Linked DNA regions of Mus musculus: region 1 is linked to region 2. Evidence: chromatin loops called from intact Hi-C (ENCODE). Cell type or tissue: heart. All regions are shown on one strand. Each heading gives the region's core, and the rest is flanking DNA. Links, peaks and the distances in the headings are about the cores only.

Region 1 (8,000 bases), core at 1-8,000, 54 kb before region 2:
GGTCTATTTAAAATGCAATTTGCTGATTGGAAAAGAAACAATGAAAAACAAAGAGAATAAGTGAAAATAACACTTGTTATATACTCATGCTCTAGGTAGGTTAGTGTGTCAGGGGGTCAGATGTAACTCATACTTCCCCCACCTCGGTTTTAAAAATAGTTACATTGTCTCCATGTTTTAGATCCCAAATCTAAGATAACCTCAAGTCCTCTGGACATCATCTTTGATTGGGATCATCTACTACCGAGTATCTACCGTCAGACGTTTCACCCTTACATTCCATTCCCCTCTGATACATGTTGTCTAGGGCACTTTCAGTTTGGGCTAATAGATGGTTCAGGGGTCCTTATTAAAGTGTTCTATTTTGATGTGAACCATCTAGCCAGGGAAAGTAAACTATGTGTTCACCATATCCACATTTGCAGCCTCCTCCATATTGACCTCCTGCATTGCCAAGTCTGTCTCATTCTCTCCAGCTCCAAATGCTGGAACAGTCTATTGGCTGGACTTCTAGACTCCGTGGCACCCTTCCTTTCTTCCTACGCATCTATTCCCTGCAGGCAATCTTCCTAAAGGGGGAAATCTACCAGCATCCATCCCGCCTTCAATGGCTTATCCAACATTCAGAGTGAAGTTTAAATGCTTTAGGGTCATACTGTTCAAAGCCCTCCATGTTTTTCTATCATTCAGTAAATCCTCATTGTATGTTTGTTGACTTCAAAAGAACTGAAATTTCCCAGTTAGTAGTGAAGATAGGTACTTAGCACTTTTCCAAGATACTGAAGTATTGAAATGTGGGTATTTTGGGCCTTATACAAGTTGTCTTCTGGTAAACAACACAAGACCCAAGATACCTCTTTGAAAAATAGTTTGCCAATATCTTTCAGCAATCTAGATGGTGAGCCAACACGTGTTCTGAATGTATTATAGAAGCATTTTAGTTGAAATGGCCCTTGTAGGAATATTTTTGAATGGTGAAAGAGTCTAATATAATATTTATATTTTCTATTTCATTGGCTTCATATTTTCTACCTTTTTTGACAGCTCACATTGGACCAACCCACGGGAAATCTCAGGACTGGCAGTACATGTCCCGGAACTTGTTATGTGTTCACATCCTCTTGTGACGGCCTCTCGGCTTTTTGATACTAACTAACTGGAGATAGGGAATTTTAAAATTCAGATATTCAGAAACTCCACCTGTGACTTAGGATTGAAGACAGGTGTGTCCTCAACTTGAAATCCATCCCATAGGCAGGCACCAACCCCTAACACTATTGAGGATGCTCTGTTAATGCTTGCAGACAGGAGCATGCTGTCCTCTGAGAGGCTCCACCCAGCAGCTGACTCAGATGCATGCAGACACCCACAGCCCAACAGTGGATGGAGCTTGGGGACATTACGGAAAAACAGGAGGAAGGATTACTGGTCCTGAAGGGGATAGGAACTCCTCAGGAAGACCAACAGAATCAACTAACCTGGACCCTTGCGGCTCTCAGAGACTGAACCACCAACCAAAGAACATACACAGGCTGAACCTAGGGCTCCCTGCACATATTTGGCTGATGTGCAGCTTGGTCTTCACGTGGGTTCCAAACAACTGGGCTGGGCTCTATCCCAGAAGCTATTGCCTGTACATGGGAGGTGTTCTTCTAACTGGGCTGCCTTGTCTGGCCTCAATGGGGAAAGGAAGTGCCTAGTCTCTCAGAGACTTGAAGTGCCGGGGTCAGCGGACACCCAGGGGGGCCCCACCCGCTCCCAGGAGAAGAGGAAGAGGAATGGAGGAAGGATTGTGGAAGGGGGTGACCAGGAGGGAGCCCCCTCCACAATTTTTTTACTTATTCATTTTATACCTGGGAGTAGGATATAAAATGAGTAAGTAAAAAAAAAAATTAATTAAAAAAAAAAGAAAGCTAGGTCGTGGTGGTGCACGCCTTTAATTTCAGCACTTGGGAAGCAGAGGCAGGCGGATTTCTGAGTTTGAGGCCAACCTGGTCTACAAAGTGAGTTCCAGGACAGCCAGGGTTATACAGAGAAACCCTGTCTCGAAAAAAAAAAAAAAAAACCCAAAAACCAAAAACCAAAAACAACAAAAAACAAAAAAAGGAGAAGAAGAAGAAGAAGAAGAAGAAGAAGAAGAAGAAGAAGAAGAAGAAGAAGAAGAAGAAGAGGAGGAGGAGGAGGAGGAGGAGGAGGAGGAGGAGGAGGAGGAGGAGGAGGAGGAGGAGGAGAAGGAGAAGAAGAAGAAGAAGAAGAAGAAGAAGAAGAAGAAGAAGAAGAAGAAGAAGAAGAAGAAGAAGAAGAAGAAGAAAACAGGTATGTCTGTAAAACTGTAAAGGTAAGTCACATCTTGTCTGATATCAGTGTGAAAATGAATCAATAAACCAGATATTAAGCAACGAGGCTGCTTGGAAAGACAGGGCCTAAATATAGGAGAAGCTTTAAACGACTTAAATAATCCCACGGAGCTCATTCATTATGCTCTCTTTATGCTGTCTACACTGGCCAAGTTTTGCGTAAATGAAAACTCTGTTTGCATACACTAAGAACAATGCAGAAGTAAGCATATTATAATGTCAGCAGTTAAGAGGAAGCTGGGTCTGGAGTTCAGACTGGCTTTCTATGCTGCTCCTGCACATTTTATTACAATGCATGCAGCTTTATTCATTTCACTGCCCATGATAGAGCTGAGCATGGTGGCTCTAAAAGATGCATAACTTTGAGTTCTACCCTGGTAACAGTCACTTATTTTCCAATATAACACAGGCAAAAGTGCTTCACTGTGTGTAATTATGCCATTGTCCTAACACCATTCCTATATACCTTAGGGCCAAGGGATAAGATAAATGATTAACCCCATAGGAACTCAAAAGTATAAGCTAGGTTTCTCCGTCAGAAGCTACCTACAAAGCCAGCTTCTTAGAGGTAGTTCCTTATCACTGAAAAGTAAAACAGCTACCCCAAGCCAAAATACTACTGATAACACTTCCATTCAAACACAAAGGCAGACAGCTCTCCCTTCTGTCAGTTTCAGAGACCCCAAAGTTCCATCCTGACTCAGGACTTCCTCATCCAGACTCAATTTCCTCTTCAGATGACAGTTGATGTGACTAGTCAAACGATTCGCCAAGTCAATGCATTTCGTGTATATTGAGACTTTGGTCAGAAAGGGCTAAATATGGCAGACAAATAATAATCAAAACATTTCAAATAGCTAACACAAGCCAGCTCTGACTACTGCCAAACAGTAACAAAAATAGGACACTCAGAAAAACTATTTTTTTAAACAAAAACAAACACCTGAAAACCAGCAACATTCTCCCAAAATGAGAAATATTATCACTAAAACAAGTCTTTCTACTCCGATGCCTCAAAACCAGAGACGATAAGCATGTCGACAGAAGTACGACGCATGATGTTGTAAATACCACAAAAGTGACAAGACTAATTCAAATATAAATTTACTTGGGAAATTTGATAAGGGCAGAAATTCTACCTCAAATCCTCTTTTAAAGAGTTGCTAATGCATTTGACCTTAGCTTGACTTTTGAACACACCAGTTTTTCAGTAAAGATGGTGGAGACTATTTCTTCAAATTACTGATGGGTTATTTAGCATCAAAGTCTTAGCCTAGTCTGAGGGCTAGAACGCTTTCAGGGACAATTAGTAATGAGCTTCCCTTTTCATCTTGCCCTCACAACTGCAGGAGAGCTCAAATATCAATTATACTGAGGAATTTTCTCATTTCATAACGTTAATAACAAAATACCCATTGAGCATTTACACACACACACACACACACACACACACACACACACACACACACACGATATATGAGAACTGTGTCATCAAAGCTGAGAATGGAATTCTGATCCATTGTCACTCTTTTGTGACCATTAGGTGAGCCCCATGTATAATACCTCCTTTTGCAGTGATACAAGAGGGGTTACCTTTGGATGTATGTAGGTTCCTGAAGGATAAAGAAAGTAGTTTTGGCTGTTTCTAACAGAGAGCAGAAGATAATTTGACTCCAGGTAAGTCATGCATAGCATGGCTTTGGGGCCATGACAGCCAAGATACCAGCATCCAACGTGATCTGAAAGGAAATGCCCATGGTTAAATTCTGCATAATCCTGGACTGCTTCTACAAATATAGCAGCTTCTATATTTTGTGTCTCCAGTCTCCCTTGAAGGCCCATGTGTTTAAGGCTTGGTTTCTAAAGTGGCATTCCTGGGGACGGTAGGTGTTGTAACAGGAAACCCCTAGGAGAACTCTGTGTTACTGGAGGGCATGTGGAATCCTGCGCCTTCCTCCTTTTCTCTCTGTCCTGGCCATGAGGTGGTTTTTGCTCATTACATGGACCCACCATGAAGAGCTACATAATCACAGGCTCCAAAGCAGTGATTCCACCCAGTTGTAGTCTTGCACTTCTGAACTTTGAGCCCAAAATAAACCCTTCTCTTTATAAGTTAATCGACTCGGGCATTCTGTTACAGTGATAGAAAGCTATCACACTGTTGCTTTCTTGCCAGCTGGCTTGCTTCCATAGGACAGAGGGAGCACACGATACCTGCAGCCTTTCACATGGACCATTTAGATAAACCAGAGACAAAAGCCCTTGCTCTCAGCGTCAATCAATACTTCTTCCAAGTTTGAAGTAAAGATAAACTATTTTTAAATCCCGTCCCTCTCTAGGGCCACACGGTACAATATCTGTGTGATCCTTTCATCTTGAATTGGATTTTAGCAAGGAGGCCTTCAGATTGCCCTAAAGCTATCAAAGGCACATATAACCAGGTTGTACCACCAGGCTGCAATTCTCTATACATGTGTTTCATGTGCGTTCTGTGTAGTGAAAAGGAAATTAGGGGCTAGAAATGAGGATTCAATGCTTCTACAATATTTGAAGATTCCCCCTGCATCACTGCTGGGTTCATGCCATTTGATCAATAGAAGACATAGGATTTTCATACCAGTGAGAGTACTCGTAAAATATGCTGCATGTCAGGTTTGCCCTACACATGCTTGCTGTTTATTAACCACATTAACAGGGACAGCAACCAAGTGGAGCCTTTTCTTAAGTTATACAGGCGTAGTCATTATGTAGCAATATGCCTTACTGTGCCAACTGCAGAGCAGCTGAGAGCGGCTGGACAGCCGACCTGTTGGCTGATAACTCTGTTGTTTCAAAAGGTGGAAGAGAACAAAAGAAACCTTGTGATTTGAGGCTTAATTAGTTCTGATCAACCAACAAGGAGAGACTAATCAATGAAGGGCAAGGTAATGGAATCCTGAAAGGAAGTAGGTGGTCACTACTCTCTGCCCACCTTCCTTCACTGTCTCTTGCTCCATTACGTTGACTTTCTAGTTGCTTTTCTCCCAGCTACCAACTCATCCTAACCCTTTTGCATGTATGTGTATGCACACACACACATACACACAATCACATACACATACACTTACAGGCATATATACATAGTCACATACACACTCATACACACACTTACATTCATACACACATTCACATATACACACACATACACACATATATACACTTATACACAAAGACACATACACTCACACACATTCACACATATATACATACACTTACATACTCACACATACACACTGTGGTGGTTTGAATAAGTTTGGCTCCCATAGACTCATGTGTTTGAATGTTTGGCCCACAGGAAGCAACACTATTAGGAGGTATGGCCTTATTGGAGTCAGTGTGGCCTTATTGGAGGAAGTGTGTCACTGTAGGGATAGGCTTTGAGGTTTCCTATGCTCAAGCCCTGCCCAGTGTGGAATCAGAGCTTCTCCTGGCTGCCGGCAGGAGGATAGTTTCCTCCTGGCTGTCTTCGGAATAAGATGTAGAAGTCTAGGCTCCTCCAGCACCATGTCTGCCTGCCTGTTGCCATGCTTCCTGCCCTGATGATAATGGACTGAACCTCTGAAACTGTAAGCCAGCACCAATTAAGTGTTTGCCTTTATAAGAGTTGCCTTGGTGATGGTGTCTTTGAATAGCAATAAAACCCTAAGATACACATACACACACACACACACACACACACACACACACACACACATAAACATACCAGACATATACATACTCATACACACATATATATACATTCACTCTCTCTCTCTCTCTCTCTCTCTCTCTCTCTCTCACACACACACACACACACACACACACACATATATATACATATATATATATATATATATATATATACACACATACTAACATACACATACTTACATATGCTCACTCACACACACACACATGTACTCTCTCACACATATAAACATACACTTAGATACACATACATATACACTCACATACATACACACTCTCTCACACATATACACTTACACACATATGTAGACTCACACACACTTGTATATACTCACACTCATACACACATACACACACACGCATATACACACATTTTCATACACAAACACATACATATACTTATATACCCACACATATACATACATACTTTCATACATGCACACTCTCATACACACCTACATACACACACATACACACATTTACTCACACCCATATAGAAACACAGTTACATACACACACAAACACATACACACACTTACACATATACACACACATAGATTACCACAAACTGGCCACCACTGTGCCTAGGAACACCTTGTATACTTACACTATACTAAGTGTGTTGAGTAGGGGAGAGTCACCTTGATACGAAACCCCCAGGACTGGGCAACTCTCCTGTGCTCCTGCTCCTGTCTCGATAAACACTTGCTAAATTATAATCAGGTACAGAGTGAGTATTCCTCAGGTACTGCAGACTGCAAAGCTGTAAGCACAGTGACAAACACAACAACAAACATGATAAAAGTCAGCCTGAAAGAGAAGGTTGCAATCCACATAACTTAAATACTGCATGATTGCGTATCTGGCATTAGCAACCATAAAATATAGGACGAGGGAAATTTAATTTCAGGAGAGGGCTGCAGTAAATTCAAGGCTTACTGTGACTCTTAACGTATCTATGACGTTGGACAATTTATATAATCATTTGGGATTTTCATTTCCTCCCCTATTTAATTTTAGGTTTTACAACCAATCCATGCAAACTTATCTGCTATGCAGAATTACGTAGCCTCTGGTAACCAATATGTATTACTTTGACAAGGACTTAGGAGTCTAGAAACTAGGTAGAAGCCAGAAGTGTCACATGACCACTGAAATGGACATGAAGACCTAGATAGAAGAGGACTCAGCAACTACACTCAATTGGTAAATAACTTTATGATTGCAAATGCACTGGATTGTGGAGAGCATTCTGGGGAGATTTAAAAACCACGTGGTTAAAGGTGTTACTGAAAAATTCAAGGTCTGTAGCTTTACTTGTGTACCATTTTATGCTACGGCTCGTGTGTTGTCTGAATAGATACACAAATACAGCACCCATTTACTTTACAAAAGATGAGATATAAATCAAAGTTCCAGATTGGAAGCTAGGATTAAAATAAGTCAGAAGAGGGTGACAGAAGAAATATTTTTCTTTTTCTTTTAAAAATTTTGGTTGCTTGACACAGGGTCTCACTCTATAGACCTGACTGATCTGGGACTCCATATTTAGACCAGGAAAGCTTCAGACTTATCACAATCCCCCTATCTCAGCCTCCTGAGGGCTGTGGCTGCAGGCATGAGCTACTACTCCTCACTTTAAAAAGAACTTAAGTGGCGTGGAGAGGGCAAGAGAGGGTAGGGAGGACGGAGGAGAGCAAAGAAGAAAGGTGGGGGGGGGGAGAGAAAGGGAAAGAGAGGAGGAGGAGGAGGAGGAGGAGGAGTCGGAGGAGTCGGAGGAGGAGAAGTGTAAAAAAAAATCATCTTTTGTTTTTCTATCGTCTGCTCCTGGAAAGACAGCTCTGAGACTAATTATTTATTAATAAATGCTTTGGGCATGAGCTTTGGCTCATTCCCCGACTAACTCATAACTTATTT
Region 2 (10,559 bases), core at 1-8,000:
TTCATCTCTTGAAATATTCCTAAGATTGGAGGTCTTTATACAGAAGTCCCCATTTTATGTTGGCCTACTGGCTGGAAGGAGACATTTTAACTTCCGATCATCCATCACAACAATACTCAAACCCAAGGATGACACGCTGTCCTTTACCTTGTTCCAAAATACTGCAGGGGTTACACTGCCCGATGTCACACCATATGGGCAGACTCCAGACCCAGCAGGCCACAGTAAGCAGGATGCCTCTGTATCTCACCATTCCGCTGCTTCCTGTTGTTTTTGGAACAACCCTCACTTTAGCTAAACATATCCCTGCTTGAAGATTCATTTTTAGTAAGAGAGTCTGTCTCTCTCCCGGCAGAGTCTCCTAAATGCTCTTCCATTCTGACGCTAATCTCAAGACTTTCAGAACTCCTTGATTTGCCATCTCCTGGTCTTTAAAAACACTCACTCACTTTATGAAGAATCAAATAAACCCACTAACCACATAAGTTTTGAGAATTTAAAAATAAGAAACAATTATGTAGTGAACAACCAGAGGGGGGGGGGGAACCTTCTGAAGGCATTTTGTCCTGTCATCTTTTCTCCTATTGGCTGTTGATGGTTAGTGACCGATTTTCAAACTCTCTCCATACTTCATGTCACTTTTTAACTCTAAATACACAATTTTCTGTGGTAACAGGTACATCTATTTAAGAGGTAGGTGTTTTTTTAATAACTCTCTTAGGTTTTTACTACAAGATTTTTGCCTGACCTAAGAAACATGTATAGGAAATAAGGCAATGCCAACTATTGGAGGCTGTTGAGATGGGTAAGAACGCCCACTGCGTGAGTATAAAGACCTGGGTTCAAGTCCTGACACATGCAAAAAGTCGGGCTTTCTTGTACCAACCCAGCAGCATTGTTAGGCTTTCAGGCTGCTGGTCGAATTCCAGATCCTGTGAGAGACTCTGTCTCAAGGGAATAAGGTGGAGAATGAAGGAGCAGGATACTGGATTCCATCTCTGGCCCTTGCAGGCACCTACATATGTACACAAGCTACACAGAAACACAAGCTCACACCAGAAGAAAACAGAAGACAGAAAGGAGGGATGGAGGGACAGAGGGTGGGGAGTGGAGGGACGTAGGGAGGGAAGGAGGAGGGAAGAGCAAAGTATGATTATCTAATATATATGCATTTGTGTGTCTCAAGTGTATTCTATAGAATGAAGAGTTAGCTCCATATAATTCAAAAATAAATCTATACACGAGATCATAAAACATATATACAAAGCAAAGCATGGTTATTTTATATATGTGTATATAAAATTTTATATATATATATATATATATATATATATAATGTCTATCCCCTTGGGTATTCTATAGAATGAAGAGTTAGCTCCACATAATTCAAAAAAATCCATACCCAGCTAAGAGAGAGAAGAAGAAGTCTCCTGGGCCTCAGATTCACTTCTTGTGGCCTTCCTTCATTACACGTTTAAAGGTAATCAATAAAAGCTGATTTCTCTTTGTAAGCATTTTCCTATTCTGCCAGAAATAATAGCAGTCTCTGCTCTAAAATGAAAAAAAAATGGAAAGTAATATTTACCATAAGAGGAGAGACTGGAACTGCCTAAGCGTTTTTCCTGTGCCAAGTAAAACACCAGCAAGCTCCGTTTATTCCTAAAGAAAAAGATTCCTCTCACTCGCCCTAGCGTTAGCCCTGCTCTGAAAATCTGCGACAACAGGTTTTCAAACACTGTGTTTACAGTTACACTCTTCAATGACAACCTCCTTGTTTCCTAAGAGTTTTACTACATTTCTGTAGAAACATGTCTATTAAAGTCAATAAAGGAATAGGAAAACAGGCAGGAGCGACTGACAGCCCCCATAGCACCCCCAGCCCCGGCACAGTGTAAGATGGGAAACCCCAGTGAAGCTAATTCCAGATAAGAACACAAAGGCGTGCACATAAATCTAAGTCTTGCCGGGAAGCACAAAGTGGCTTTGCTCTACCCATTCTCAGCACGCTGACTTACAAAGCTGTACGATAAATAATCTGAAATAAGGGGTTCTCTAATCTGTATTGGATGCCTCAAACATGGCCATTTTAAGGGCCTTTTCTTCTGGAGTCTTCAGAAAAGACTGTAAGAAAACTATCGAGTGGAAGAATAATACACTTTTCCTTTGTTATGAAGTTCCACACACACTTTCTCAGGTTTTCCCGGCTTCCTGTTTCCCTTCCGTCTGTCCCATCTATGCAGGCTGTCATATTTCACCAGGCCATATTGCAAATCAGACAAGTTCAGCCAGTCAGGTTGAGGGATGGAGGTGAAAAGGCCCAGTGGAAAACATATAAAGTGCAATTAGAACCATATGACCAGAGATATTGAAGCAATACTGGCTGGAAGCGCGCCAAGTGAAAGTCAGACCTCGTCTGGTGTTACTGAGACTATCCAGCGCGTTTGGGACAGCACACACCATTCTTTAAACACTGTATTCTTTTCTTTCCCCTCACAGAAAAAGTTACCAAAGAAGTTAAGATCTCATACTGTAATCAGCCTAGAACTGTATTTGTAACATAGTGAAAAAATATACTTGCCAAGATGAAATTGGGCATCTGAAACTTACTTCGAAAAGTATTATAAAATTAAACAAAGGTCAGTGTTATATCCACTGAGAGTCTTACGGGGGTTTCATCATGATCACAGTATTGAATCGGACACCTTTTGCATTTTTCTATGAAGTCTTTGCCTCTAAAGACCTCAAGTGTTTAGCAAGGCAAAAACAATCCATGGGTCTACTGTTGGACAAAAAGATGCTATGAAATACCAACTATCTCCCTAGCACATATGTTACACACAGCCCATACATGTTTGTGTCTCATAGGTTGTACCCAGCAGGCCACGGATGCATATATTTAAGGATGAACAGGCATGAAGAACCCTGACACTGTAAAAAGAATTCTGGCAAAAATCTTGGACTTTGCTGGATCTCTTACCATGGCCACTTCAGATCTATTTTTTCTTGTACTCCAAATGCCAATTACAACCAAGCATCAGAAGACAAATGAAACATAATTTTCTATACTGCTTTGAGATTCTATGGAAACAATTCAAGTTTGGCAAAGTCACTTACCCCCCAGGAACTGGATTCCCCCAGCCACTCTTCCTACAGTCCTGGAGATGAGTTCCGACACGCAGCAACCCATCAGGGCAGTGAGAGCCACCAGGAGCAACAGGCCGCAGCCAAGGCCTGTCACTATGGTACAGATCCTCCACTCGGTGCTGGGGATGCCCTGGAAGGAGGCATAGCGCCCACACTCCTCCACCATCACCATCATCTGCCGACTCTCATCGTGAACAGGATAGGAGCACCTCCGGAAAGTGCCAAAGGATACAGGCTTGCCTAGCTGAGACCCCCAGAGCCAGTATGGCATGAAGAACCCCACACAGGAGGTGGCAGCGGAAAGGAAGGAAAGCAAAGCCCAGATCACCCCAGTACAAGTCAGGCTGGACGCCATCTTCCAACAGGCAGTGCAATGAGGGTCCGCTGTGATTGCACTAAAGGTGTGAAGGAAGGCGTGTAGTCACAAGAAACTCCCAGGTAGTCCACCGCTCTTCAAGGCGTATGTAGCTACTTGCCGTAACAGAGTTTCAGTATTACCGCGATCAGCTTCTCATACTTTGGAGTGAAGATGGCTGGTGGCCCCTGGTAAAATGGAATAGGAAACAAGGAAAGCTAAGTATGTCTAGCATATTTACACGTCTCAAGAAGCTCCACGGTTTTCATTTAGGAAACTTCAAACTTCCTTCAACGCTTCAAAAGTGGGAAGAACTAATTCTCTCCATACGCATCTCTATACAAGTTTTGCCAAACTAGCTCAAAGCTTTTCCACGTCTTTATCTCCTGTAAAAATGCTCCCAAATTAACTCTGACAGCTATTTACTTAAAGAAACGAATGGCTTCTATTTGCCAAGCCAGTGAATTCATTTCACATACTCACATTAAAAGCAATGTAGCATTTTTTACTAGCAGGAGACATAATTCCGGATATTAAAATAAAATGGACCATACAGTAGTTTGTTTATTTGGCTTGCAAGTTCACACTTAGTTTCTAGCCACTCCTCGGCATCACTTGATGAGTGTGCCAACCAAGCAACATGATAGTGGGAACTTCATACAATTACAGAAGTACTGTAAATTTAACTAACAGTATTCACCACTCAGGTGTATACATTGGATATATAGTTACACACCCCCAGTTACTGTAAATTTAACTAACAGTATTCACCACTCGGGTGTATATATCGGGTGATATATAGTTACACACCCCCAGTACTCGATAACACTAAAAACGCCTTCTGTCTTAATTTTCCGGGGCAAATGTGTTCACGCCTCCTATTTTGACTCCTTGGCTTCAGTGCTTTCACCTGCTGGCCATTTCAGACCAAGCACTCACTCTTTTCCAATACCTAATGTCAAGTCAGCTATTCAAAAGGGTTCGATGAGGTGGGCTGGCTTGCACACCTGGCTACACTCTCCACAAAGAACACAGAAGAACACCCCCACCCCGTCGGGTTCCATCTGCAAACTGCTTCCAAACTCCAGTCTCCTACACTTTGCTCGCCCTCTGTTCTGGATTCTACCCAAAGGGGAGCTCCCTCTGGCTACGGTTTTTAAAATCGTGTCAGCTGTGAGCAGAGGCTGAAGTTGAGTTGGTCTGGGGGTTACCATTAAAGGTGGGGAGTGGGAAGAAAGGGACCTCTTTCTCAGCTGGAGTGAGTTACCCTAGTCCAGATGAACTTAAACCCACCATCCTCCCCCAAAACTGCTAGACGCACGCACCGCACCCTGGAGCACACAGGAACACACACAATGATCTCTGGATGCAAAGCGGCACGGGGAAGTTCTTGCAGCCGGCTCTGAGAAAGGGACGGATAAGGATGGAAAGGAAGGCAGCACCCCCCGGAGGCCGACAGGACCTCAGCTGAACTATGCCACTCGGAAAGACAGGAGGGACCCGGGCACGGGGCCCCGGGGCGCGCTACTTACCCGGTCGGGCGGCGGCCGCGGTCCCTCGCGAGTCCCGGGCGCAGCACAACTTGCTGTCTTTCCCTGGCGGGGACAGCGCGGCACCAAAGAAGACTGTCTTTCTTGCCTTTGCCACTATCCCGACGGAGATCGAGGCGAGTCTGGAGAGCTGGGGTGGAGGGTCAGGGGGACCCACCCGGAGAGCCCGCCGGCTGCGGCCGTGCGGCCCGGGAACACGGTGGATGCCGGCTCCAGCTTTGGCAGGCGAGGCACGCGCCGCCTCTTCCCCGCCCTCCCTTTGCCGCTGTCCCCTCCCCTCGGCCCCGCCGCGCAGTCCTGGACGCGCGAGAGTGGGGGCGGCAGACAGACTGAGAATCCAGGGAGAAAGTTGCTCGCCTTCCCCGCAGCTCCCCGGGGGCGCCGAGGCCACACCCGACCCCTGTTTGCTTTTCTGGGTCAAACCCTGGGGTCTGGGGCTGCAGTGTTCGCGCGGCCTTTATGAGGACCAGGATGGGAAGTAGCCTCAGAGATGGGGAGAGCGATGTCTATGAGCTTTAAGGGGCTCTTGAGAAGTGGTCACTTTGGAGGGCAGAGAGCATGACGGGTGTGGACATAGGAAAGAGAAGGCTGGGCACGCCATGCGAGGCTGCTGGATTCCGTGGGGGCAAAGCCAGAAAGAAAGAAGGCAGGCTACTCCCCTGCCAGCCTCTCCCAACAGCTGCAAACCTTTGGGAACTTCTTTCAAGACATTTCTCTTCCTCTTTTTCCTCTTCCTCTTTCCTGGGTTTCCCCCCACTCCCTTACCTCCCCTCTCACCCTCTCTCCTCTTTCTGCTACCCTCCTTTCTCCTCCCGTCCCCTTCCCTGCCTCTTACCCACTCCACTCCCCAACCCATGATCAGCTTTAACATCTATCTACACAACCTTTGAATTTCCTTTCTGAAATCTGCTCCTTTTGATTTCTTCTCAGGCCCTGCCCAGTTCTGACTTGCCATCAGCCTTTTTAACCCTTCGGAAGCCAGAGCCGTATTCTGTGGGTGACTGACTGACCTCTGGAGTCTCCACAGAGGACAGTTATTTTAGGAAGCTGCCATCTGGGACCAGCAACTTTTGAAGTACATACTTGCCTAGATGCAGTTTTTGTGATGTGCCTTTTTCAAAGCAGCTGGAAGTAATAACTGGGTAGGAATATATTTCATAATAAAATTTCGAGTGCACCATTGAATTGGGCGGCATCAGCTGGAGACAGGTTGTTTCAGGATTGTTTGAAAGGTTTTAAGTGATTGATTCCAAGCCTTTCCTTTGTAGGAATAGGATACAGGTAATGAGCCTCCCAGGAAAGCGATGTAATACACATTAAGTTTATCACAATAGTCTTGAGAAGAGGAAAGAATAGTTCCTGGGAGACATTTGGCAGAGTCTGGAGATATTTGGGGTAAGCATGACCCATAGACTGGGAAGGCCCTACTGGCAGCCAGTCCATAAAGCCAGGAGTCTGCTCTGTAACTACACAGGGCACACCCAGAATCATCTAGCTTGAAGTGTGAGTAGGGCCAAGGCTGGGAAGTCATGTTTCAAAATGTCACATGGTTTTTAGCTCACCCATGAACCTCAGGTTTAGAGATCTGGATTTGAAGTTTTCCTTTGTTAACGTACGTTTTTTAACTCTGCTTGTGCAAATCACCAGTTATTGAGCATGGTGGCCATATAATAACAGGTCTGACTTGTAGCTAAATACCACCGCCTGGCTATCACATATCTCATATCTATGTAATGTGGAGGTAGCAGATACCAGCCTAGACAAAATTATACAGTGGCAGCCAGACTCACCCACACACAAACACTCACTCACACACTACCCACCGGGTATCCAGTCTAGGACACTTTCTCAAGCTTAGAGGAGCTTGAGAAAGTGACATGGATTGCCAAGGAGGCGTCCGTTGCAAATTCTTTCATTACTGCGTGTCAGTACACTGGGTGTATGAATAGATGACTTCATCTAATTCTCAAAAAAAGGGAGAGAAAAGCCACGAAGGCAGTTATCATTTCACAGAGAAACAGCTGATTAACCTGTAAGCATATGATTAAAACACAGACTTCTAAAAAAAAGAAATCTCATTATTTGCATTCTATTAAGTAATGTAAACATTACCGGAGAGGTTTGGCTAATATGAAAAAGGAAGAAATGAAGAAGTCAAAAGCTTAGAATCCTATCAGAATGAAATATTCATCATGTGTGGAGTCCTTGTGGGCTGCACTTCCTGGGACTCGACATTCCAACTCAGACGAGTCTGTCCCCTCATTTGTAAAACAGAGCTTGAAACCAATTCCATTTAATGTTTCTGAACTGTCAGTGTGATGGCAATATGGGCACTCCTACCTCGGAGAAGGGAGGTAGGGGTCATCTAATCTGTGCAAGTGGGTGACTGCACAGATGAGGTGACAGGTCTGGATCCTTCCAGTGTCTCACTCAAGGCAGCTATAGAATCACAACTCATTTCTTTTTCATCCCACCATATAATTATCTTCTCAAGCTATAAAATCTTCTGAATTACCCTCCAGATTCTGGCATGTATACTTTACCAGCACATGCATTATGCTATCTTTGAAAACCTTTGCATTCGATTTACATCTTCAAAGGATCCCTAAGTTTCTTCACAGCCGGAAGTTCCCACACAGCAGATGCTGATGTACCTCCTGCTCCAGGCTCGGGAGCAGAATGTTTGCCTTAAGCAGGGCTATTGAGTAGTCAGATGGTATCATGGAGGTATGGGAGACTGTGGGCATTCATGACAACACTTTCAGTTGCTTATCCAATGTTACTTCCAATCCCGCCCCCTTTGTTCAACAGATGCTCCTCTGACTTCCCTTAAACTCCGTGGTGGTTACTCAATGTCCCTGTAGCCAATGAATCTACTAAGGAGAACTTGGGGGAAAATACTCCGTGCTCAAGCAGGGAAGCCTGAGAGATTGTTTCCCCCATCTTCCTGGCTGTCTTTGCTCCTGTTCTTAAAGCATTAAATGTTTGGCATTACAACAACCATCTTGTATTTATGAGAATAGGAAGGCTATAGGGACATGACCCAACATTCTCACAATGTCAGCTCCTTATTTCCTTTTGAATTTTCTTTCTGATGGAATGATGGGCATGTGCCACCATGCCTAGACCCTTGTGAATAGTCCTGAGTAAACAATAAAGTGTTCATATGGTTTAAATCACCGTAAGTTGCGTGTTTCTTCTAATAACTGTATCTCTCATTAAGCACTATGGATACTGCATATGCTCAATGACAGTAATATACACAAGTCAACTTGGTACTATGGTGCTTGGCAAGGTGGGTACAGCAGAGCCTCACTAACTGAAAGTGGACAGAAGAATTAATGAACAGATTAACATCATGTGATTGCTATACTTGCTGTGGTGCAAGTGGAATTTCCTTTAAACAAATAAGGTATGCTACATAAGTCACTGATGTAGTGGTGAAACACGGGGAACAGAACCAAGCACTTCTGACCCCCGGGGAGAGGAACAAGAGATTTCTTTAGTTCCTATCTGCTGGAATCACCGTTGTCTAGCTGGTCCACCTTCACATCCTGTTCTCTCTTCCCCATCTTTTTCTCTTAAGAAAGCAGCAAAAGCTAAAAATCTTCTTTTCTAGCCTACACATAGGGTCAAGTGGAGATGTCACAGTTCTGAGAAATGATGATGGGGCCTTTGCATGCAGTCTCTTCTGGGCCAGAATCAGATATGATGGCCATCTAACCACAAAGTGCCCATGTTCCAGTTGTGGGATGATAGGTATGATGATAAAATTCAACACTGCAGGAATGATGATACCAGATATAGAAAGAATCAGGATTCTTTTTTTCTTTTTAGGTTTATTTATTTATTATATCTAAGTACAGTGTAGCTGTCTTCAGACATACCAGAAGAGGCTGTCAGATTTCATTACGGATGGTTGTGAGCCACCATGTGGTTGCTGGGATTTGAACTCAGGACCTTTGAAAGAGCAGTCAGTGCTCTTAACTGCTGAGCCATCTCTCCAGCCCCAAGAATCAGGATTCTTGATGCCTTCAGTTGATTACTGGATTACATCTGGGGCATGGGGGATAGTCATTGTATTTGAAACACAAGCTTTTCTCAAAGCACAGCAATAGAAACAGGAATAGTCTTAAACACAGTTTATAGAAGTCAGACCTACGAATAATGCAGAGAGGGAAGTTCTTATTGTTGTAAGTTTATCTGATATAAAGGTTTCCCTTGAAGCGCAGGCAGGAAGGCTGTAGGTACCTAAGAAAACTGTAGACAGGACAGGTGCTGATGGGACCAGGGAGGAGAAGTTTACCTGGCTACTCATTCCTGGAATGCCCGTCAGCTCTTCACCAATGAGAAAACATTCCTGAAGGGCACTGCTCCACCCGCACAACTGCAGTTAGTACAGAAGCAGTGAACTGCTCTCTTTCCCTCCTTGTGAACCAACCCCTCTGCTTCCTACATCCCATCTTGAGACTGATTTGAAAGGCTACTGTGAAAGTATCTTACTCCATTTTGTCAACCTTAGCCACAGGGAACAAGGTTCCTGGCCCCTATTTGAAGTCGTGTGACCAATGCTAACATGCCATTCGTACTCTTAGCACAGCTATACCAAATGGGGTTGGCCCATCCCACTTCCTGTGAATGTCCTTTAGTGCTTTTGTAGACTTGCGTCACCTTACCCGGCAGTCTACTTATGTACAATTTCTAAGCATAGCAAGCTGTATGACTATTCCCCAGAACACGCGTGGAAATAATGTGTATACTGCCTCTGATCCACTCCCAGCGGTGCTGTCTGCAAATTACCTTGAAAATGTAAAATGTCATGTAATTTCTATATATTATCCCCTTACACATTAAAGTAGCAGACAAATCTTAAATCAATAATTTATTCATAAGTTGGAAAATGTGAGGTATTAAATCACATTTAATATACTAAGGGTTTCACACTGAGCTGTCAAAATGGGAAATGACCACAATACATATTTTAGCTAGATGGCCAGTATGCATTGTGCATAGTTAGGTTTCTAATGAATCATGGTTTCTGTGCTACTATAAAATTATTATTCTTTTCTTTCACCATCATCTCAGGAGTGGTCTGTGGTTTCTATTTTTCTTTTCACAGTATGTAAAGAGATGTATTTTATGAGGACAGTTGACAGTAGATAAGAATTGTTGTCATATTTTGTAGGGTTTTAAGGCAGTGTATTGTTAGACATCCTAGACAGGGCTTTCAACTCACAGCAATTCTCCTGCCTCAGCCTACCAGGTGCTGCGGTGTCAGGCATATGCCATCATTCCCTGAAAGAGTTAATTTGTATGCACAATAATAGAGACTAGCAGTCGGTTGTAACCTCTGAGAATTTTGAAATCTTAATTCTCCCCATCACACAGTAAAGGATATTTGTGGACCGATATGTTAATAGACTGAACTAACAAAAGAAAGTTACAGTTGAAACTTGATATCATAATTCCCCAGAGGAAGTGGTTTCCTATTTTAGCTGTAGTGAAATGGA

Evidence for each region. Hi-C counts contacts between places; a loop is a spot of excess contacts. Peaks named below come from ENCODE experiments on the same cell type or tissue, not always from the same donor. Only the 100,000 strongest peaks of a DNase experiment are listed, where the experiment ranks them.
Region 1: a loop joins it to region 2, with 2.1 times the contacts of the local background. A loop is called at or near these places in 5 of 42 quality-filtered maps.

The regions. Positions count from the first base shown.
Region 1 is chr3:53,092,906-53,100,905 of GRCm38, reverse strand. The region is part of intron 2 of Lhfp (lipoma HMGIC fusion partner); the gene reads right to left. It overlaps C130075A20Rik (a long non-coding RNA gene), which reads right to left. Exons shown (of 2, transcript XR_003954475.1): 1 at 6,691-8,000; 2 at 1-4,096. Among named protein-coding and RNA genes, the nearest start is that of C130075A20Rik, 4.9 kb to the right of the region's middle. In heart, for the core only: no CTCF peak of the experiment used is centred there; no DNase peak of the experiment used is centred there; H3K27ac peaks cover 330 bases.
Region 2 is chr3:53,036,247-53,046,805 of GRCm38, reverse strand. Lhfp (lipoma HMGIC fusion partner) reads right to left here and starts at 5,259. Exons shown (of 4, transcript NM_175386.3): 1 at 5,032-5,259; 2 at 3,115-3,687. The coding sequence starts at 3,499. In heart, for the core only: CTCF peaks have their summits at 4,426 (motif pointing left) and 4,626; DNase peaks (open chromatin) are centred at 4,595, 5,365 and 5,965; H3K4me3 peaks cover 4,393 bases; H3K27ac peaks cover 5,128 bases.